3 separate regions of the Mus musculus genome follow, and regions 1 and 3 are each linked to region 2. The links are chromatin loops, found by intact Hi-C in ENCODE. Cell type or tissue: left cerebral cortex. All regions are shown on one strand.

The links. Hi-C counts contacts between places; a loop is a spot of excess contacts. Peaks named below come from ENCODE experiments on the same cell type or tissue, not always from the same donor. Only the 100,000 strongest peaks of a DNase experiment are listed, where the experiment ranks them.
Region 1: it touches region 2 in a loop (8-fold over the local background); 29 of 42 quality-filtered maps call a loop at or near these places.
Region 3: it touches region 2 in a loop (2.1-fold over the local background); 5 of 42 quality-filtered maps call a loop at or near these places.

Annotation. Positions count from the first base shown.
Region 1 is chr5:37,295,038-37,303,037 of GRCm38, forward strand. Evc (EvC ciliary complex subunit 1) reads right to left here. Exons shown (of 21, transcript NM_021292.2): 19 at 6,521-6,614; 20 at 5,775-5,886; 21 at 4,134-5,463. The coding sequence ends at 5,340. It also overlaps the pseudogene Gm42935. Among named protein-coding and RNA genes, the nearest start is that of Evc, 38 kb to the right of the region's middle. In left cerebral cortex, a CTCF peak has its summit at 3,485 (motif pointing right); a DNase peak (open chromatin) is centred at 3,510.
Region 2 is chr5:37,714,541-37,722,540 of GRCm38, forward strand. It overlaps Stk32b (serine/threonine kinase 32B), which reads right to left and starts at 2,613. Exons shown (of 12, transcript NM_022416.2): 1 at 2,195-2,613. The coding sequence starts at 2,246. In left cerebral cortex, a CTCF peak has its summit at 3,292 (motif pointing left); DNase peaks (open chromatin) are centred at 2,335, 2,714, 3,271 and 6,499; H3K4me3 peaks cover 975 bases.
Region 3 is chr5:37,421,451-37,429,450 of GRCm38, forward strand. Evc2 (EvC ciliary complex subunit 2) reads left to right here. Exons shown (of 20, transcript NM_145920.3): 19 at 388-489; 20 at 2,959-3,604. The coding sequence ends at 3,226. Among named protein-coding and RNA genes, the nearest start is that of Evc2, 87 kb to the left of the region's middle. In left cerebral cortex, a CTCF peak has its summit at 3,659; no DNase peak of the experiment used is centred here.

The DNA.
Region 1 (8,000 bases), 420 kb before region 2:
TCTCTGGGTCTGTGGATTGCAGCATGACTGTCATTTATTTAACAGCTAATATCCACTTATAAGTGAGTACATACCATGTTTGACTTTCTGGGTCTGGGTTACCTTAGCCAGGAAAATTTTCTTTTTCTAATTCCATGCATTTGCCTGAAAATTTCATGATGTCATTGCTTTGAACAGCTGAATAGTTCTACCTTGTGCAAATATACCACACTTTATCTGTTCTTTGGTCGAGGGACATCTTGGCTGTTTCCAGTTTCTGGCTATTGTGAATGAAGTCACTATGAATGTGGGTGAACAAGTGTCCTTGTGGAAGGATGGAGCATCCTTTGGGTATATGCCAAAGAATGGTATATCTGGGTTCTGGGGCAGTGGACTGTGCCAGGAAACTTGGTAAGGTCTAGTGGGTTCAGAAACCCTGACACTCTCATACCTGAGGATGGTGGGTTTCACCTATTCCTGACTGAAGTGGGAACTTTAGGGTTCTTTGGAAAGTCAGTTGGACGGTGTTTTGCTGGGACAAACCCATGAAGGGATGTTTCCTTAAAGTGGACACAGGTGTGAAAGGCTAAGGCAGACTCATGAAGGAGCATTTTGCTGAAGTAGACATAGGAGAGAGGATGTTCTGCTAAAGCAAGCACGTGAAACACATGTGATGAAGGATTCTCTGCTAACAACATGCATGTATTGGTTTATCTTACATTGCATAATTGAGCTGCATTTGTCGGGACTTCATAGAAATGAGGCAAACAAACAAACAAACAAACAATAAACTTCTGGTGGTGTACTGTAATTTCTTGCTGCTTCCACGGACTCTGGCTGATTGGATGCACGTGCTGAGCCAAGACCCATGCTGAAGCAAGGTGCATGGAGGACATGTGGTGTTTGGAGGGTATAAATGGGACTCTACATAGTGACACACACTCAGACACACAGACACACACGAGAGAGAGAGAGAGAGAGAGAGAGAGAGAGAGAGAGAGAGAGAGAGCTAGGCTTGCTTATAGAGCTAGCTGTGCAATGCTTGTGTCTTGAGTCTTATATTTTTGGTTGTGAGCCTAGCCTTTAACAGCTGAGCCATCTCTCCAGCCCATGTGTCTTGAGTCTTTACTGATTTTGATTCCCTGAGAGAGGCACAGCTGAGAACTTCTCCTGGTGTTCCTCTTGGTCCCTCCTGCTGTCTCGAGCCAAGGTTGAGGCCTGGCTGTCTCTGCTAGGTCCTGTCTCCATTGTTGCTAACCTGATTCTACCTAATTGGACTGTTGGTGTACCCATGAGGTGCTTGTGAGTGGATCTGCCACTGCCTCCTAACCTGTGAACTGAACTACCGATTTCCAGATAACACAGATGGGAGTTGCTCCAAAGAACCTTTCTAAACAGGTCCACTTCCCCTATATCCTTCCTTTCCCACTGCCTCTGGTGGGTGATAGGTTACAGGGAGGTTAAAGCGTTTAATAACCATCATGAGAAATAAGGTTTGAAATAATTAGTTACACTGGACCAGTTTCCTGTCCTGGAACACATGACCATGGCACTCCATGGAGAGAACCCTGACAATCAGTCACATAGGGGCAGTGCCCGAAGCCCCTCCACAGGCAGATGAGGCATTGCTAAAACCCCAGACCAAGCCAATAGAACGCGTCTGCTTTTAGAGCCCACACCACCCCAAAATGTATACAAAACCCTGTCCAGAAGGAATCAAGTGCGAGGGTTATTTCATCTAAGATAGTCTGAGAACGTCTGTCATGTAAGAGCGGGGACACTTTTGAGGAAGCAAGTTCTCTCCCGCAGGCTACATGAGACTCCTTCCCCTTGCTGGCTCCATGTAGAGGCCACGGAAGAGACCGGGCAGCTCGCCCAGATCCGAATCCCCCTCCCTGTCTGTGTTGGCCCACCATGTAGCGTTAGATCAACTTCCCCTCCCCTTTGAAAAGCAAGCCTCTGGCAACTGGAGCCTGGCCAGATCTCTGCAGATCTCTGCAGATAGTTTCTGGTGCACAGACTGGCACTGGGTGTTGGGATAGATGAAGCCCCAGTTTTCTGAGGAACTGCCATGTTGATTTTCATCGTGGTTGTACAAGCTTCTACTCACACCAGCAGTGGAGGAGAGTGGTCCCCGTGCTTCATAACCTCGCCAGCATGATCTGCCACTTGTATTACGTATCTTAGCCATTCCGACAGGTTCAACACTTTTTGGATATTCTAAAAAAAAAAAAAAGACTTTAGATATTTTAGAGAGGATTTGAACTTTTAAAAGGACTTTGGGTATTTTATTTAATTTTTTGAAAGCGTCTACATTTTATTACTGGACAAACCACACCACCAATTGAGGTATGAGTAAAAATATTCCAGGTTAAAAATATTCAACTCTGGGCTGGAGAGATGAGTTCAATTCTCAATAGCCACATGGTGGCTCACAACCATCTGTAATGAAACCCAATGTTCTCTTCTGCTGTGTCTGAAGACAGCTACAGTGTATTCATATAAATGAAACAAATAAATCTTTAAATAAAATGTTGAACTCCATCTGGCAGGACTGATGGATGACCACAGCTTGTATAAACCCTCAGCCTTGCCACCGTGTGGATCCTGGCAGACCCAGCTTCGTTCTCCTCTAGGGTCTTCTCTTAGAGCTGCACCTGGCTTTGTTACCAGTTTCCATCCAGATCCACTGAGGAAAAGGATGCCTTTGCTTTTGTTTCTTGGCCAGGAATCGCTTGATTCTGAAAGTCTTGTCAGAAGACATGGCGAGAAGCCGAGTCAGGCGTAGCACGCACGATGGTGGAGGAGTGGAGAAGCTTGACTTTGGATATTTTAAAGAGACGAAACTTTTAAGGTGGATTTTAAGGCCTATGGGACTTTTGAAAATATGCTGTTTTCTATTGTGATACTAACATTAAAACGATATCCTGGGTACAGATGAAAAAGGAAGATGGTAGTTGAGTAGTGATGTTTTGGGAGGGACTCTTAGTTGAGGAAAGCCCCCATAAGATTGCACTGTAGGTAAATCTGTAGGGCATTTTCTTAGTGGTTGACATGTAAGGGCCCAGCTTATTGTGGGTGATGCCACCCTTGGGCAGATGGTCCTGAATACTATAAGAAAGCAGGCTGAGCAAGCCACGAGGAGCAAGCCAGTAAGCAGTGTTTCTCTAAGGCTCTGTATTAGTTCTTGCTTCCAGGTTCCTGCCTAAGGTTCCTGCCAACAGTGATGGACTGCGAGATGGAACCATAAGCTGAAATAAACCCTTCCCTTCCCAAGTTGCTTTTGGTCATTGTGTTTTATCACACAATAGAAACCCTAAGTTTTCAGGTTACCTGTCCAGTATTAATGCTGGAGGAGTAGAGCAACGCGATTTATGTTTTCCACAGTCACACCATCAAACCAGAGGACTTAGGTGAGAATAGTGGCCCCCATGCAAGCAGTTTTCTTGCGGGAAGGAAATAGAGTTTTTCCAGATTCTTCAGGTGACATGCTACATCTGAGCCACCAGAGGGCACTGTGGACCCAGGCCGGGAACCAACCCCATTCTGGTTGGGAAACATGGTTGATCTTCTAATTTCTAAAGTGCTTGGCTTCTGAGCATGAGGACCTTCTGGCCAGGCGGCCTCTCCTAATTCCAGGCCAATGAGAAGCCTCTCCCCCATCCTTCCCTCTCCGCCGGCCCCCAAATTGGATAAAAGTAGATAAAGGCCAGGTGGCACAACCTTTGCCCTTGGGACTGTGGAGCCTGAATCCCTGATCTCTGAGTTTAAGGTCAGCTCTGGCCTCTACATGTACACACACACACACACACACACACACACACACACACACACACACACACTCAGACACACACACACACACACACACACACACACACACACACACACACACACAGCTGCTTTCTAATTAGCCAGTTGTCATTTTCCTAAAATTCCCAGGAAGTCCAGAAGATTTCTGAGAGGACTCCTAAGTGACAGAAACCAGTGGGCTGTGCTGTTCTGGGCTTGCCAGAGTAGGCACACATTGACCTGTCACTGAGATGAATGGTTGGGTACAGTTGGCATCTACTGGGTAGAGCCCAGGGTTGCTCCCATTGTCCTTCAATGCACAGGACAGCCTGGGTTCCCACATGCCCGAAACAGGCAAGAACAACTCCTGGAGTAGAACTCTTTATTCAGGCTGAGCCAGGGTTGGCTCACGTGCAGGAGGTTAAGGCACAGGAGGCTGGGGGATGGAAGTAGGGGAGGAAGAAGGAAAGTTGGTTGCTGCCCCAGCCAAGTCCTTAGTCAGGAGCTCTCAAAAGCCTCAAACGTCACTCCTAGACACGATGGTGTTCCTCGAGAGGTGTTTCCTAAGAACAGCTAACCTGAAGGTGTGTTTTCACTGAGTGACAGCTCTCATCTCAAGTGAAACAGTGTGTGCCACCTACAACCTCCCATCTCCAAATGGGTCTGCCTCTGACATGATAGACTCCATCCTTGCCATCAGCAACGTTCACACCTGAACAATGAGTGATCATACCCAAATGTTGACAGTGATGACGGGGAATCCTTGATGCTGCTCCTGGAAGAGATAGCCTGAGTGGGAATGATCTCTGGCCTATGGAAGTACGGCTGGTTTGAAAGCTTACGGAAGCCCTTATCATCCCTCAGAAGGGGCAGGTGACCTGTGGGCATCTCCTCAGATGAAAGTTTCCTCTCCTCAGTGAAGCCTGATGGTAGGAACAGCATCCTTCTATGCCCTCCCTGCCCACAGAGGACCTCTTGTGGTATGTGACAGGCAAGTGTGGTCCCCATGTTCTGAGTGGTTCAGAACATAGCCAGGGGAACTCCATGGCTATGCCAAGAACATTGGCCTTGGGACTCACACATCCTTCTATCAGAGCCAACAGATAGAAATACCAAGGCCAAAAGTTGGTCCTGGTTGGGACCCTGACAGCCAGAACCAGGGACAGGAGATGACTGTGGAGCAGTGGAGGTGAACCAGTGGCCTCAGGCCAGGAAAATACCAGTGATGCTAAGACCCAGATGGGCAGAACTTCATGCATGCTGGAATCAGGGGTCTTCAATCTCCAATCAGACTGCTAGACAGCATCAAGATACTGTGTGAAACTGGAGGGTGTGGGTAAGAGGGCCGTTCTGAGGGAGCAAGAGACCAAGGCAAGAGGACCAAAAAGAGGTGACAGTGGAGATGTTACATTCTCAAGGCATGTCCCCACCATCTCCAATGATCCCAGGCACTTGATGCTATTGTCTCGCTCTCTAAGGCAGGTGGCATCCCCTCTCTCAAGACTGGCCTTTTCTTCTGTCCCCCGGTCCCAAGAGGAAGTGAGGTGCGTGCAGACCCATCTCAGCTGGAGCTACAGATTGCTTCCTTTCTGCAGTATCTTGCTTGTGCTTTCTCCATCGCCAGCTTCGCTGTCCTGCTGATCCAGCCTTCCGCCGCTGTGGACACGGATGGGAGGCGATGCTGAGTAGGTTGTACTGTGGATGCAGGACCAGCCAGAAGAAGTAAAACTTCATGGTGCATGTGATATATAAAAAGCAGGTAGAGGATAATGCCCAGTGCCAGAGGATAATGGCTCAGTTGACCCAGCAGCCCCAGAGCTGATCCACGAACGAAAGTTCCCAGCAAAGCAGGTACTTCCTGTTATGGTCCCTCCCCGCCCACCATTCTCAAATTATATCCCTAGCACTTCCTGGGCCTCACATGAGCACCTTGAGAAGAGTCATTCCCAGACTCCAGACACTTGACAGGGGGCAGGAGAAAGGCAGTGGGCTGGAACCCCTCACACCTGAGTGGTCCTGTGGTGTGGTCGGCCAAGGCAAGGTGGTCATCGTTTGGTGTCCCCAGGTCCTCTCTCTCCCGAGGTGGGGGTTTCTTCCTTTTGGTTCTTACTGGCTTTTCTGTAGAAGACAGGCAAACCCAGGATGGCTTCACGACTTTAGATGGCACTTCCTGCTCCCACAGTTTATGAGCAACCTTGGTGGGCAAGGGGGCCTTTGTACCCACGTCACTGCGAAGCAAGCTGAACATCGTGAAGCATTTCCCACACCCCACAGCCTGCTCTTGACAGAGCTGGGATGGAACTGGGTGCACCAGGTTCCTTGTTTCTGCTTCACCCACAGCATGCAGGATAAAGGAAGTGGGAGAGATAGAGGGTAGAATCTGGGTATAGACCAGAGCTTTTGTGTGCAAGAGCTGTGAGTCACTTCTACCAACAGATGATATCAGGCTACGATGTCCCAAAGTGTCTCTGGCAGGGGAAAGACATGTCATTTCCCCATTTTACTTATGGGAAAATAGAGATGGGGATAAGATGAGGCAGGAGAGTAGTGGAGCCAGGAACTGGCATGGTGGGTGTGGAGGGATGCTAAAGAAGCAGGGTCTCTGGGATGTCCTGAGCGTGCTCAGTTACAGAGAGTAGGAGAGCCGAGAGAAGCTGTGTAGGATGCCCAAGGCTACATAGATGTTTAATGGTGGCTGTGGACTGGCATCTGCACTTCTAAGCTCAGAGCCTCTCTTGTTGCAGGGACGTACCTGGAAGTCCTCGCTTGTTGGAGAATGGCTTGTTCTCAGGAAGGGGTACTCGGGCCAATGTCGATAGCTCTGAGATAAGGGTCTGCTCAGCTTCCTGATAGACAAATGGAAGTGAATCAGTTTTCTGCCACTGAGTTGAAGCCTTACACTGTGAAAGATGGCTGGTGGCCATATCTCATGTCCCAGTGTGGAAGATTTTCCAAGCAGCACCCCACCCTGAGGCGTCAGGACCAGGACAGAGGCATGGAGGAGGTTGCTCCTCTTGACACATGGGTCCTCTCTTCTAGTCTCATAACCCTGTCCACAAATGAGAACAGTTTAGAGGCTCAGCCATTGCCAAACACCAGCTCTGTTCCACTTCAGTGCATGGCTGCCAGAAGACCCGTATGATTCACTACTGTGTGTCTATACCAGACTCAGTTTCCCGATCTGTAGTAAGGATCTCTGAAGCCACTCCTTCAATTGTTCACATTTGATGTTGAGAGAGCTCAGACTAGCTACCATCTGTAAAGGACACTTGGGAACAAAAGCTCGTCATTAACAGGATTCTTAACAACTGCTGTCACTACTGCTAACCCTGGCCAGGTGGACAAAGAAAGGCCACACCCTGGTCATCATACTCCTTCATTCTGAAATTCTAATTTTTCCTCTAAATTTTATTTATTTATCTATTTGGTGGTGGGGTGGTGGTGGTAGGGGTGTGTGTGTGTGTGTGTGTGTGTTTTGTGTGTATACCATAGTGTATACATGGTGTTCAGAGGAAACTTCAGGAAGTAAGTCCTTCCTTTCCTTCCACCATGCATTCTGGGGCAGGAACTCAGGTCTAGGTTTGAGCAGCAAGTGCTTTTAATCTGAGCCATTCTGTGTTTCCTTGATTGTGTTTGAAAGCATCCTGACATCCCGGATATATATATATATATATATATATATATATATATATATATACATATATATATATACATATATACATATATACATACGTATATATGTATATATACACACACATATATATATACACACACACATACATACATATACATACACATACATATATATACATATATATGTACATATACACACATATATGTATATATATGTATATGTATATATATTTTTTAAGGCAGATATTTTGTGAGTACAGCCACACCTCATAATCCTCCAGGCTGAGACGTTTTCTGTGCTAAAGTATCCACTTTATACCCTGGGAGCTAGGCCTTCCTGACTACTCTACTGAGTCTGTTACTATCAGCATAGCCCAAGAGGCAGAGATGGCAGCCCCGATACCCTGCAGCCCTCTTGGTGGTTACACCACAGGGAAATATTCATTCCTTTACTTCTTCCCAAACCACGGGCAGCCTGCTCAGCTGGGCCCTGCACACACAGGGTCATGAGGGGCCAACTATCCCCAAGGGGCTCATGTTCCCTTCAAGAAGCCACACGGTGTTGGCCAGTAGAACTCAAGAGAGTCAAAGATGTCACA
Region 2 (8,000 bases):
AGACAGGAAAACCAAAACATCGATTACAGTAAATATTTTAGAGCTAAGAAAGCATGAATGGGGTCATTGCCACAGAGGTGGCAAGTCCCCTCTGAGAGTTAAGCATGAAAGAAAGGGGTACTTTTCTGAAAAAAAAAAAAAACACATAGACATTAGATATGGGAGGGGGGGCGTCTTACTGACCGTATTTGGTATTTTTGTAAGGTGGGAGTAATAAATGGTGACATCAAACAAGAATAATTATAAAATATAGTTACAGGCTAAAGGTATCCCATTGTTGTCTTTACACCCAATGAGAAACTCTTTTATTTAATTTAGAGACTTATTTTCTTTAGAAATCTATGATCTACCACACAAATATATAATATACAATACTTTGGGGTATTTGATTAAGGTGAGTTTAAATTTCTCTGGGGCAGGGAAAAAACTAGGTATGATTTCAGAGTGCTAATTGTTAATAAATGCTAGTGTTATATGTAGAGGTGTGTTTCAAGGAAGAGAACTAATATCAGGATTGTGCTAGACGAAATAACTGTCGATGAAAACCTGATGTATACATGTAAAACTCAACCTGTTTTTAAAAGATAGAGATGTTAAGAAAACTATCAGTGTGACCTTGACTCGGGCTATACCCATGGACTTCTAAACGGGGGCAAAGCTACATGGAAGTCCTAACTCCCTCTGGCACATACAGAGCCTCTACTGTCTCTGGCTTCTACTAGCCCACTCCAGTCTGAAGACCAAGAAGATCGGGGCTACCAAACAACCTGTAGCCATACTGAGCCCTCCCTGCCTATCACCAAGGATGTTCATTCAGACCCACCAGACATGGCCTCCTGCAAGGAAGGACTACCTGGCTGGATCAGCAGGTGTCTGCACCTAAGTGGGGTCTCACCGTTTTGAGAGGGCCAGCCTTGAAGGTTCTAGAAACCTTATGTACCCTGTACAGAGGATGACCTCAGCTTTCAGGTTTTAGTCTATGATTGGGGTGTTCCCCTCTCTCTCTCTCTCTCTCTCTCTCTCTCTCTGTGTGTGTGTGTGTGTGTATGTGTATGTGTGTGTGTCTCTCTCTCTCTGTGTGTGTCTCTCTGTGTATGTCTCTCTGTCTCTCTCTGTCTCTCTCGATTTCTCTCCCACCCCTACAAAACAGCCACAAGAAAAGTACCTGTTCCACTGGGATCTGTGAGGACTGAGTAAGCCCAGCACAGCAGCTGACATAAAAGAAAGCTCAGGATGCCTAGCATTTGGGGCACGGTGGAGATAGATAGGCAGAGAGAAGCCAGTGTATGTTATCACACAGTAGGTTATTAACCAACGCAGGTGTCTGTAAGACACTTTCCACATGTGAGTAATGATTGAACTTCCAACGACCTGATTAGGAACCTTCACAGATACGGATGAAATGAGGATTCAGAGGGGTTGAGTCCCAGGACACATGATATTGAAAGTAAATGCTAAGAAAACTTCTTACACTTTTGCTCAGCCAAATACCCATTTACCAAATCCTGCCACCATTAGCTACAAGGACTCTCCAGACCAGGCATCTATACAAGGTTGATAGCCTACAATACTCCCTACCAAGAAGCTAGCCCCAAGCAGGGCTCCTTCCTCAGAGCCACTGACTTCAGCTACAAAAAGTTTCCTTATGCCGTCCTGATACCAAATATGCGGTCCTGATACCAAATAGGTGGGGTCTCTCTCTCTCTCTCTCTCTCTCTCTCTCTCTCTCTCTCTCTCTCTCTCTCCCTCTCCCCCCCTCCCACACACACACACGTTGTGCGTTGTGCACTTTCACCCAGTAGGCCACTTCTGTGTTATCCTCAAGTTCTAAAGGCCACCTTGGAGTCCCAGAATGCTGAGCAGGAGCAACGCCCCCTACTCTACTGTGAAGCAAGATCTTCCCTGTGACGCCCCCTCCCCCAAGTGATACCTTGAGTCCCCTTTTCCTCTCCCAGTCTTCTGTCCCAACTCTAGGTTCAGCATGATCTGGGCTTCCAAAAAGCACTAGAGCCTAAGAAGTGGCCAAGTAGAAGCTCTATGCCTAGCACTGGGCCGGTGCACAGCCAGTGCGAGGTTGACAAGGCTGTGCTGAGACCCTTGCGCTACACTCAGCAGGCGCTCAGTGAAGGATAGCAAAAGGAAGGGACGCCCAGGGGATGTGGGGAGTGGCGGCTCCTGTTAGGGAGGCTCTTACCTTCTTCGTTCTCATCAAACACTGGGGGCTTGTGGGAGTGGTTCCCGCCCATATTCCGCCGCTACTGCCGCTACTACATGCCCGGCCTCTCCTTTCGGGATGTCAGATGCAGGATTCTCACAGCGATACGGGATCCAGGATGCTCTTGGGATGCAGTGTGCAGGATGAGAGCCCTGGGATGCAGCCTGGGTGAGAGCAGCCAGCCAGGGTTGTAGCGTGTGTGGAGGGGGCCGATTGCAGGGCAGGGATGGGGACCGTGTGGTCACCCCTCCTCCAGGGTGTCACCCCGCTGCGATCACCGCACCCCCTGAGCCCTCACCCGATTCTCTCCATGACGCACAATACACGGATGGAAACCCGGGGACTCCCTGAGCCCAGACCACCGTGCAGCTCTGCTCACAACGGTGGTGAGGAAAAAGGAGGAGGAAGAGGCGAGAAAGGAGGGTGGGAGGGCGTGCAGCAGGAGGAGGGGGCGTGGACCCGGATCTCAGCCAAGAGTTAGAAGCCACCGCCCCCCACTTCACAGTCGGGTAGGCGGGGACTCCGAGGGAAGGGGCCTCCCTGGAGCTGCTGGGTTCCCGGGACTCCCCACCCGCAGCGTTTGACAGTTCGTATAGACTCAGAACTGCGCTCACCCACTGGCTCCGCCACAGGCTTCTTTGTTTTCCGGGATGTTTAAATGAGTGAAAGGAGGGCCCAGACAATCGATGTCTAATATGTAACCTCTCTCGTTGTACATTAAGAAACTGAGGCCTATGAGGCTGCCGTTTATGTTTAAAAAAAAAAAAAAAAAAAAAAAAAAAAAAAAAAAAAAAGTACGTTTTTTGGAAATTGCCTGTCTGGGTCCTCCGGATTGGGGCAGGGTTCACATCTGGGTCTGGGCTTCTGCAGCAGCTGGGGCGAGCTTGAGGGAGCTGGCGGAGGGACGGGGATTGTCTTTCCAGAGACCAGGATGCCTAAGGACCCTAGGCTTGCTGGGGCCAGAGTGGGCGGCACAAACTCCCCAGGAGGCAGACATTACCTGGCAGCACCGGCTGCTGGCCCAGACTTCCCAGGGTCGGGTTATCTCTGGCCACATCCTGCCACCTGCTGGGCACTGGGAGCCACTGTGAGAAAGCTAAGGCTCTTTTTTGGGTCTTCCAAACCTATTCCCTTCCTTCTGTCCTCTACCCCACCGTGTCCTTTTTGACCAACACAACTTTTAGACTCCACGGGGAGGAAGGGGGAGAAAAAGGAGTCGGCTCCACCCTCACCTGACTGACTTAACTGCTTCTCATCCAATTGGTCTCATCTAGAAGACTACACACACCTGATGTTTGTGTGCCAGTCCTGGGGTTCTCCTCTGTGGTATGGGATGATACCCAGGTTGCTGTAATATGTATAAAAGAAGCAAGAGCGCCTGATGGGAGGTTAATAAAGACAAGCACACGTGTTCCTCCTTGCACCAAAGAGCTTCAGTGGTGTGGCCAAGCTACACCAGATCCAGCATGGCCAAATGCAGAACACAGGAAACACCTCAAGAGTCAGTGGGAGAAATTCAGACAGTGCCAAGTCTTTACCCCATTCTAGGGGTATTATTGTATGAATAAATCGTACAATCTCTTCTGGCCTCAGTCCCTCCATTTGAGCAATGGGACTAATGGCACATCTACCTTCTCAGGGCTCATGTTGGGGAATAAGGGGCTTGATAGTGATCTCTGGAACACAGTGAGCATGGCATGAGTGTGTGCTGTTGCCTTGGATCATGAGTTGCTGTGTGGGCATCTTCTGCCTCCTAGCTCAGGCGAGAGAGGGAGGAGCTCTTAGAAGCTGTGACAGAAAGCTATGTGTTTTGAAGCATTATCACAGAATACTTGGCTGATATGCATTTGAAAGTAATAGCCATATCAGCAAAGATGGTCTCTGTGATTTTGCTGTTAGAAAGGTTCCCAGGATCCTTGGTGATAGGAAAGCCATTTGTCTGCCCCTCCCTGGAAGACCAGAGAGACCGACCTTGAACATCTGCTCCCTCTCCTCTTGGCATTGTTCAGACAATGTTTGCTAATACTTCTAATGGGTCAGGAACTAGAAATGCAGTGGACTAAGACAAGGTATGGCTTCATACCGGAGTGTAGGAGGCTTTAGTGGTGACACGAAGTGAACCTGGGCCTGTAAGGGTCAAGGGGAGACATCAAACCACACATGCTATCTGTGAGGGCTTCTTAGGAGAGAGGGGTCTTCAGCTAGGCATGGAAGAGCAAAGAGAATCGGCAGATAGGGGTAGAGGATGGAGAGTTACCTGTACAGTTCCCACAGTCAAGAGAGAAAGATGCCTTCTAGAATAGTCAAAAAGAATAGTTGTTTTATTGAGCACTGTGTGCCAAACTCTGTGTCCAATCTTGGTGGGTTGCTCAGTCCAGCAACCACTTTCCTCTTTACCTTCCTCTTCCTCCTCTTCCTCCTCCTCCTTCTCTCACTTAGACATGGTGTGCTAGACTCTGAGTCTTAATTGCATCCCATGAGCTGTCCCCCCAACCCTCATGATGGCCCTGGCAGTCAAGTACCCTCATCACCCATATGGAGGAAGAATATAGCATTAGAAGGCTAAGCTGATATCAAAGGCTAATGGGGAAAAAAAAGATTCAAATTCCAAAATCAAATGTCTATCAGATTTGCTGAAAGGACATGGTGGTGACCCAGAATGGAAGAGTGACTGTTTTGAGAGTTACAAATAAATTCAGCTTTTATATTTTTCTTCTAAGTGTTTTTCTTATGTTAACAATTAGTAAAAACAATGGTACTTTCACTTTGAAAAGTCTTTCAAACATTGCCCCTGATTTCATAAGGCATGTGTTACTGCTATAGTTCCTGTGGCACACAACGGAGGTGGTACAATTGTCCCTGTGTTTTCAGATGAAGAAAAGGAGGCTCTTGGAGTTAAATGGCTGCTCCTTAGTGCCATTAAGATCATTAAAATGTCTCTGCAAACTCAATGGCTTGAAAGAACGGAAATCCCAGCACTTAGAAGACAGAGGCAGGCAGATCTCTGAGTTAAAGACCAGCCTGGTCTACACAGTGAGTTCCAGGACAGCCAGAGTCACACCAAGAAACCCTGTCTTAAAGAAAAGAAGAGGAGGAGGCGGAGGAGGAACACGAGTTTATTTTTGCTCCTTAGGAGACCAGAAGTCCAAAGCTAGGGTGCTCACCTCACTAGTCCCTTTAAGGAATCTGTGGAAGAATCTATGCAGTGCAACTTCTGGCATGGTCTAGCTTCTGGCTCCAGGTATTCCTTCTCTAGGGGCTACAAGTCCTCATTCTCTGCTGCCTATGTTACCTACTTTGCTCCTAGATGCCTCCCATGTGAACTTCCCTTCAGTTTTACTGGAATGGGGCTTCCCCAATGGCCCAAGAGGCTCCTGTTCAACCCAGAAGTCTCCAGGAATGGAATGGGAGCTAGTTGGTGAGTGGTACCGACCTCTGTCACCTCTGGTCTTAAGGACAGCTGACCGTAGTGTCCTCCAGAAACCTCAGCCACGAGTCTTCATGGTGCAAAGCATTGGTCACATGATACTAGCAGCATCTATCTGAATCATTCTGAAGAAAGACCCTTCCTTTTCTACAACCTACACGTGCTGGGTGCCATCAGTCCCCCAGGAGAGAAAGTCTGAACTTGACTCCAGCTGTGCTTCAGATGAGGCTGGTCCCCGGTCTGTCCTTCTTTCCTCGAAGCTGATACAGTTTTGTGGGGGCATAACTCTATGCAAAACAAAAACTATTTCATAAAATAAAATCCATCACTGTCCCCAACCCAAGCCTGCTGGGCTTTTATTTATAAACTGCAGGGCAGGGCAGGCATTGTTTAAGAATCCCTTTGTAAATTAGACAAGGGAAACTAGGAGTGTGTTTTCCCATTACTCTCCAGCTTCAAAGACAGATGCTGAGGGAGACTGTCCTTTTGTGTTTTATATTTGCAAATTGCTGTCTCCTGAACACTTGTTCTATTGCTGAGAACGCGAAGCCAGATCCACTGGCTACTCCTGCATTTGTGGCTCACCATGCCTAGGACTGTAACGCTTGGTTTTCTGTAACTTGATCTCACCGTGGAAGCTAATGTTGTTCCCTGGAGCAGGGTGTCTTCTGTGCCAAACCATTATTATTTTTTAAGGGTCTCCCAGATCAGATCTTGTTATCGTTTATGTTAAGCCTATTTTATTTAAAACTTAAGTCTGGTTTGCCTAGAGTAAATACTGTCTGCTGGCGTTACAGTTTGAGTCATTCTGCCTGGCAGCCTTGTGCCTTACAAAGAGAGAAAATGATCAGGCTGTTTGTGGCTCACTGAGATAAGGCAGGGCTTGCACGTGCAGCCCTGTGATTGAGACTCGTCTCCCTTGCACGGGCAGTTATCCCTGGTGATTAAAAACTCAGCATTTCAAAGCACAATTTTACTGCACATCCTGGTGTGTGTTGTGTGTGTGTTCAGTCAACATAGGGTTTATAAATTGCTCCCACTGTGGGTGTCTGCATTTCTTGGCATTGCAAGGCTCCCCTGGAGTTATTTTTATAGTTTGGAACTTATAACCCTGCAAGATCTGAACTGCTCATTCTTACATTAAAACAATTTGCAGCGTAGCTCCACGGTGCCCTCGAGTTATGTGTTTGTGGAAGACTACAGTTGCAATGTGAACCAGGCTGGGCAGGAAGAGTTTCCCAACTGCCAAAGGCAACATCCGATCAAGTGTGTTTCCCCTATATTCCTGCCTGGTTTATAAGGATTCTTAGAGGCTTAAAGGAGTGTCGTGAACACAGGGAAGTGTGTTTGTGAGTGTACACATGTACACGGCTAAGTCCTCTAAGTCAATTCTTCATTTATAAAATAGGGGAACATTTTCTTGATGTCTGGACTTGAGAAATGATTCCCCCAAAGCATGTTGATGATCTATCTCATCATGATCTCAATAACGAAATCTTGATGCTGCTCCCTGTCCCGTCTCTATCATCTTGATTCCTCCCCCAGCTCCCCTTCAGAAGGGGCTATCACTAAAGTGCTTTCATTTGACTAAAAACTTCTAAAAGAGTTAAAGCTGACACAGCCCCTCCCTGGGCATCCGATCCTGTAACCACAGAATCCTAGTCACTACTGAGAGGAAGAACTGGTGTTTGTTCTGGATTACCTGGGATTCTCGGGGAGACCTATCTGGACAGTGAGAGTATAATCCTTGGTGACTTTCTGCTTCTTCCCTTCCAGAGTCCCCAAAACTGTCACCAGCCATTCATTTCCCCCTAGTGACTATTTAGACCTATCAAAATTACCTGTTCCTCTTTCAAGCTCCCCTCTGAAGAGGGGGCATAGGTTTCTGAAGCTTCCTGGGTTACAGGCTCATCATTCTCCTGCCCGTTCACTTTTCTCCCTGAGAAGACCTTATGTGAACAACTTACAGGAGCAAGGTTTTTACTTGTCCTCATGGTTTGAGAGGGGACTACTGTCCATCATGGTGGAGAAGGCATAGCATGACAGAGTTGCACATGGGGCTCTTGGGTCTCCATAGACCAGAAACCAGAGAGCTCAAGCCAGAAAGCAGAGCCCTACAAGACCAGCGCTCCACTCCTAGGGCCCTATACCTGCCATGTAGGTCCCTGTATCCAAAAGAGTTCACAATCTCCAAAACAGCACCACAGGCTGGGGACCAAGTGTTCAAATACATGAGCCTGTGGAGGTCTTTTCATAATAAATTCATAACATTGGACTGGAAAGATGGCTCGGTCGTCAGAAAACTTTCCTAACAAGTACGAGAGCCTGAGTTTGGATCTCCAAAGCCCCCTCCCCCAA
Region 3 (8,000 bases), 290 kb before region 2:
GCTCTACCCACAGCACACCTCCACATTCTTGAGTGTGTCCCCATGTCCATGGCACTAGGACTCTGTGGAACATAAGAGGAATTCCACCTGCATTGTGTGTGCACCCTGAGGCCAGGGGACACAGCAGTCAGCACATGCTGTCAGGACACCACCACAGAACTCTCTGCACTGCCTGCCTCCACCTGATAGATGCTGTCTGTCACCACTACCCTCCAGGCAGGGATTATCTGTGGACCAGGCCTGAGATTGACACTCAGCAAATCTCTCGGGGTTCTAGGTGGCATCCAGCAGCCACCTCAGGGATGGTGCCAGATGGGTTTTTTTGAGAATCAGATTTTATTCTTTTTTTTTTTTTTTTTAAACTGTAACCCGTTCCTTCTGCATCAGGAAACACCAAGTTTGGTGGAAGGTTTTGGACAGCAGATTCAGAGCAGATCTGGTGAGTCAAGGACTGGAGAGGATGCTCTGGGCCCGCCAGAAGAAGGAGCGGTAAGGAGCTGGGGAAGGAAGGGCCTCCGGGGCGTGGCCAAGTTGCCAGGGAGGGGATAGAAGGTGGGAAGATCTTTGCCTATGTTCTTGGTCTTGGTTTAAAAGCTGAAGACAAACCTATAGCTCTCAGTAGGAGAATGTTCTCCTAACATTTATTAGCATTTTAATTACTGTATTTATTTTAGCTAATAGCAGGTTTTAATGAGATATAATTAGAAAAAGAATAATTCCTTAGGGTTCTTCAGACTTTACTGTTTCCAAAGTTCTTTAACTTCTTGTTACCCTGAACCTTTCAGAAAGTGGAGAGGATAAAGCCTAAGGAGAGGTCTGGTGCAGAGGCCCAGGACTGAAGCTGGGGAGGGGGGTGCGGGCCACAGGCTTATGGCTGTCAAACTCATCCTCCTGTAAGTCTGAGCTCACAGGCTTGCCTCTTCCTCTAGTGCCTGTCTCTCTTGCTTGTGATTTCTGCACACCTCGATCTCAGAGGATAGGGAAAGGCAGGCCACTTCACATTGCCACAGACCACAGAACAAGGGTTTCCCGTGGTTCCAAATAAAGGGGATTAGAAAGATGTCACATTAGGTGGGACAGAGTGGCTTAAAAAGTGGTATTTTCAGTCTGGAGTAGCAACTCAGTTGGTCAGGTACCTGTCACGCATTCAGGAAGACCTGAGTTCAGATTCACCCACTCCAGTAAAATGCCTGGCATGGTGGCAAGAACCTGTAATATCAGCACTGTGCAGGCAGTGGCAAGAGGATTGCTGGAGCCCAGGCTAGCTAACCTAACCTTGGTGAGCTCTGTGATCAATGCGGGATGCTGTCTCAGAAGACAAAGTGGAGAGGTGACTGTGGACAACACCAGATGTCAACCTCTGGCCTCTACATGCATATACACGTCTGTACACATCCAGAGGAACATGCAGGCATGCCACATATATGCATACAGAAGGTAACAGCATCTAGGCACACACAAAGAAAGTAACTCGGCTGGCTTAAAAAGTATTGCCCTCTGTTTACTTGGAACTGGTGGCTGTTTAAGCCCTACCCTTCTGTAGTGTCTCAGAGCTGAAGGTCCCGAGATCCCATGCCATGGATAGCCTGCAAAGAAAAGCATGGGATCATTGGTCATAGATTGGATATCAGAATACAGCACCCAAGATATAAGAGCAGGATGTCAGGCAATAGAAGTCAACTCAAGTCCAGACCAGAAACAGCACTTGGTTGTAAGGTATTCTCCTTGCACCCATGCTGTGCTGTGCTGATGCTATAGAGTGGGTACCAGTCATGAGAGGCCTTGGTCCCAGTGTCTAGCACAGAGGCGTACACCTTAGGAAAGGCCAGTGAGCCTCGCAGGTGGTCCTTATTGATACGGCTTTTCACTACACTGCTTGGAGCCATGGGAGCATCCTGTGGCTTTAAGGTTCCATGTGGCTCACCGGGAAGAGTTATAACAGCAATAGTAGCAGCCAGGGCTCCAGGGACAGGACCTACCAGACCTATCATAGGGGAGTTCCTAGTCCTTCAACATTCTGTCTCAGATGTACTCTACCCAAATTCTCACTGCTTCCAGGGTGAGGTCTGTAGGATGGGGTTGTAAGTGTTTATCAGGGAGCTGTAGTTCCTGTAACAGGGAGTTCCAGAGGGAACGCTGCTATTTCCATATTGTAAATATTCCTAAGCAACAGGCTTACACTGTTCCGTGGGCTCACAAGACTTCTGAACCTTTCAGCTACGAGCTGGTGAAGGTGGCCAGCAGTTTCATCTTCTGAAATTATGCTGAAGTCACAACCAGTGGCCAGAGAGGAGACAAAAATGTAAATTGTGCTTAGGGCTGGAGAGTTGGCTCAGTAGTTAAAAGTGCTCGGTGCTTGTGGTGGTTTGAATGAGAATGGGCCCAAGGGCTCATATATTTGAATTCTCACTCACTGGGAGTGGCAGTATTGGAAAGGATTAGAAAGGTGTGGCCTTGTTGGGAGAAATGTGTCACTGAGGGGTGGACTTTAAGGTTTATAAAGCCCAGGCCAGGCCCAGTTTCTTGGCCTGAAGATTACCATGTAGCGTTCAGGCACCAAGCATGTCAGCAAACCTGCCATGGTAATAATAGTCTAAACTTTTGAAACTGTAAGCAAGCCCCCAGGTAACTTCTTTCTTTTATAATGACTGTCTTGGTCATGGTGTCACTTCACAGCAAGAGAACAGTGACTACATCGTTGCTCTTGACAGGACTGGAATTTGGTTCCCAGAACCCACATCGAGCAGCTCTCAGCAGCCTGTAACTCCAGCCCCAGGGGATCCATTGCCATTTTCCAGCCTACATGGGCAGTACACATACACAGAAGCACACACACACACACACACACACACAAATAAAATGACACTTATTTGGGTTCTCCCGGGGAAATGTCAGAATACTGGGGAGGGTCAGAATCGGCCCAGAATGCAGAACCTGATCTTCCTTTTCTCTCTGCAGCATATTGAAGAAGATATATGTTCCCGTCCAGGAGAGGGTGATGTTTCCTGGGAAAGGAAGCTGGCCACACCTGTCCCTAGAACCCATTGGAGAACTGGCTCCCATCCCCATCACTGGGGCAGACGCTATGGACATATTAAACACGGGAGAAAAGATCTTTGTATTCAGAAGCCCAAGGGAGCCCGAGATCTCTTTGCGTGTTCCTCCCAGGAGGAAAAAGAATTTCCTGAATGCCAAGAAGGCCAACAGGGCCTTGGGCTTGGACTGACCCAGGGGGAAGCACCAGGGGCTGTCTCAAGACAGGTGCATCTTTCCTCCAGCCCACGTGGGTTGGTCTGTCCGTCTATATCATACAGCTTGCAGTATACATATGCTTGCAGCCTTGACACAGTGCCACGCAAGTTGGCCCTCCGGTGTTCAGGTCCAGTCTCTTTTGTGCCACAGGACACAAACATACCTTCCTTCTAAGTCCGTATTACCATGATCTAGAGGGAACCCACCTTACCCCACCTTCCTCACACAGACCACTGGCTGTGGCTGGGATGGGTCCCCACCCCACCCAGTTTATGTGAGGAAGGTGCAGCTCTCTATTCTTACAATGTGTGTTACATGCTCTGTTTTTCCATAAAGGGAACTTTAAAAATGTATGTATAAGAGTGGACCTCATTTTTTTGCTTTATGTGGGACAATTTGTGGTTGCTTTCATCTGTGCTTTGGCTCCCCACGGTGGCTCCTACAGAAAGACCCAGCCCTTGAGTTGCCAGGTCAAGGTGAGATTATTTTTCTCATTTTGCAGTGAGGATATTCAGGAGACGTAGGGCCCTAACGCTGGTAAGTAGTGAATCAATGGCTTATGGTCTGTGGCCCAAGCCTTGGTCCGTGTTCTCTGGGTCTCAGTCAATGGACATGTTCAGGGCTCCATCTCTGCAGATATTGGGAAGCCATCTCCAGCCTTCATAGCTTACACAGACCTTCTATATGTCCTGACACTCTCGTGCTCAGGACAGTGGTCAGGCCTTTCTTGACCTTTTGGGGCAGGAAGTTAATGAGAAAGGAATCCCAGGACCACCAAGGGAAGAGCAGACCACTGATGGTGATGCTTCTGAACTTCAGCTATGCCCCATTCCCCCCCCCCCGGCTTCCTTTAAGGAATCTTAGCACTGATATCCCAGCCACAGGGTACCATCCTAAGGAGCCAGCCAGCCCCATCACTCCATTTGTAAAGACACAAGGGAGCAGTTAGTACCCCAGAGAGGGCTGATTTTCCTCCTGAGATATCCAGTGGGTAAAGTATAGACAGAGGAAGAGTCACTTTTCCCTCAGTGATGCTGAGGTTCAAGAGAAATTGTGGTCTTTCTTGTATCTTTAGGCCTCCCAGTGCTGTGGACCACAGTGCATCTGGGAGGCTCCACCCAATGATGTGGTAGCTGCCCAGTGGTGGAGGGATTAGGGAAGGCTGAGGTACTTCCTTCATTCTGTGAGGGCCAGAAGCACACCCTAGCCCCCTGCCAACATCACAGCTGTTCAAGCCCCCAGGCTTCCTACAATCCCACCATCAATATTTCATTCCGTGCCTCCAACATAAAGGGGTCCTATTTTGTTTTTAAATCTTTAGCACAGTGCATGTCAATGACGGACCTGGGGAAAACAAAATTTTACCAAGAAGAAAATTCCATTCAAATGCTGAGCCTTAGATAAACCTTTATTATGCACAATAAAGCATATGTTAAATAGCTACTTAAAATGATGCTTGAGAGAGGAGAGGGACTGTGTGAATCTGTGTGTGTGTGTATGTGTCAGAGAGAGACAGACAGACAGACAGACAGACAGACAGAGACAGAAAAAGACTGTGTGTGTCAGAGAGAGAACAGTGTGTGGACTCTGTATGTGTGTGTGTGTGTGTGTGTGTGTTTGTACATCATCTCCCAGAGCAGAAAACCAATATGTGATCCATGATACACCATGATTATAAATACCTAGAGCACAGCATCTTCTGGATATAGGCTCACTAATCCTGTTAGTAGAAGCAGATAAACGAATGCAGCCATGGGGCACCAGTTTAAAGACCAAATACAGCCACCAATGCCACGAAGCTCAACCCCTTCCATAAAGTGCTACTGAATATACACAGAGCCCTCACCATCCTCGAACACACTTAAACTCACGTCTGTGTGACTTATGATGTCAAATGCACGGGAGTCATGCTAAATATCACCCTTAGACTGCTGCTTAGGAAATCATGACAAAAAGCCTTGTGCATTCAATACAAACTCAACTAAAATTATTTTAAAATCTACACTTGACTGAGTTTCTAGAAACTCAATCTATAAAGGGTAGACTGAAGTTAGAAAGAGAAATGAGGTGTGGAGACAGCCAGGCCGGGGCAGCTTCTGTCAGAAGATTCTCAAGGCTAGGACATTAGGGCAATGGTTTAATGCTTGCATCTCATTTACGAGGCCTTGGGTTCCATCTTCAGTATGGACCAACAGAAAAGAGGAGACAAAAGGGACTCCATCAGTTTTCTGTAAACATGGTACATGTGTTGCTTTATTTAATGTCCCCCACCCCAAGGCTTCAGAGTTCAGAATCAAAGTTCCTCATTCATTGCTGGTTCTGACACCTAAAATAGTGTCTGACCCCAGGCCTTTAATTTCATCCTTCTGTGGCTTTAATGTCCTTGTCCATCAATTCAAAGGCACTGAATGGCTGGGCTTTAAATAAAACTTTATTAGCTATAATGAAGTAGACACAGAATATGTACTTACAATGCTGCTCTGTTCCCTGAGGTAAGTCACCAAGTACACAGGTTGAGGATAGCCTTTGAAAACCTGTAACTGCTTTAAGTCAGAGCATCAAGAAGCCCAGAGTCAAAGGGGCTTCTTAGGTAGCCATTGTCCCCAGACAGGCCTGGTCTAGAGTTCAGCATGACTCAGTGACAGGCTGTGGGGCCTCTCCACCCTTAATCACTGAGGCTGAAACTGCTCCTCTGAGATACTGACAAAATGCCACTTTGTGGTGCCTGCAACCCCCAATGCCCATGGGGCAGCAGCCAGTGGCTGCCTGGATAGATCCTTGACAGGCATAATATAATATTATGCATTAGTTTTATCACTGCTTTCTAGCTTCTTAATTATGCTGATGAATATTTAATGGCACATGAAGCTCTGGTAAACAGCAAGTAGCAAGTAAAAAAAAAGAAGGAAAGCGGCTGGAATGACCATGCTGGGGCCTCCAGTCAGTGTCTGTTCAGGGAAGGAGGGAGGAAGGACTCCCCACCTTTTAAAGGTTCCTCAACACCCTAACCACACCAACATTGGCTGACATTCAAGACCCAAACTACACCATCTCCAATTTCATTTTCAGATTATGCAAATCATTCTCTCCCTCTAGTTGGGAAAGTAGGGAGATACCAAGAGCCTCCTAGGAGGCATCCTCTGCTCCCTGGCTCCTGCTATAAGTTTGCCTGTGCTGTTTTGAAGGTAAGTTAATACCATATTTCCAATTATTCAATTCCCTAGAATTGAACTTTCTGGGGGTGGGGATAAGGGGTGGATAATGAAATGGAGTTAGTCCTAGATCAAATGGGTGCAAACCTTAGGAAACCTTGCAGGTGGAGAACTGGCCTCGTCCGACAACTCCCTGCAAGGAGCAGGTTACAAGACCGTGGCTGCCTCTTTCTCTGTAGCAACTTCACTTTTCTTTCTGGCCACAGTCTTGATTTCCTCATGGCCAGGCAACCCTGGGCAATCCAGCAGCCTCTTCCTCAATTTTCATTTAAATCCCACCGATTTCACAATGTCTCTCTCCTTCAAAGCTAGCACTCGAGTTCTGCCATTGAGGAAACGTAGGTTCTAAGTCCAGGTTTGCATGCCTGGTTTCCTGTGACTAGCTGTCATCTCGGCTGTTTGTGTCCCTCATCCTGGCTCTGCAGCCCGGACTTCCCAGACGAGCTGAGCACAGGGAATGTGCTGTATGAGGGAGAGCCAGACCCTAGCACTGTCCTCAGGCCACTGGAACAGAGACACAGCCTTTGCAATCATTGTATAGCTAGTCCTGGGCTCAGGTATGAGTTTCCCCAGAATGCCTGATGGTCTCAGACGGCCACACACCCAGCTCCAGGCACACTGACCAGCCCAGAGTAGGCTTCCTATATATTCCTTCCAGAACAAGCTCTAGTTTGTCTTGCCTGCTCCTCCCCTCCTTCCCAGAACCTGGCCTTCTCCCTTGTTTTTATTGAGAACATGTCTCTGCCAGCTGTGGGCCATCATGCACTCTGGATGCCCAGAATTGTCCCAACTCAGAAGGAACCATAGACCCTCTAGAGCTGGCCACTGTGGGCTGCAGATCCCAACTCAGAAGGAACCATAGACCCTCTAGAGCTGGCCACTGTGGGCTGCAGATCCCAACTCAGAAGGAACCATAGACCCTCTAGAGCTGGCCACTGTGGGCTGCAGATCCCAACTCAGAAGGAACCATAGACCCTCTAGAGCTGGCCACTGTGGGCTGCAGATCCCAACTCAGAAGGAACTGTAGACCCTCTAGAGCTGGCCACTGTGGGCTGCAGATCCCAACTCAGAAGGAACTGTAGACCCTCTAGAGATGGCTACTGTGGGCTGCAGATCCCAACTCAGAAGGAACCATAGACCTTCTAGAGCTGGCCACTGTGGGCTGCAGAACTGTGCCATCTGTGGATGAAGAGGTTATTTTTGGAGATAATATCTGAGATCTCTCTCCCTCTGAAGTTGTGTGTGTCATGGAGACTGGAAGCCCCTGTGTACTGGCTGCTACTGCCTATGGAAATGAGCTAGTAGTAGTCAGGGAAATGGTAGAGGGGAGACCCTTGTTGGCCCAGGAATTCACCTGTCTCAGCAAGGTGACATCATTGTCACCATTGCTTCCTCTGATTTCTGAAGGAGCTCTAGCTACTATTCACATGGTGGATTTCTGGAAAACAGAGACTTGCCTGTAAATTTGTCCCCAGCATGCTTTAGTGCCATTGGACCCGGAACTCCAACCCTTAGAGCCTGGTTTCCATAATTCCA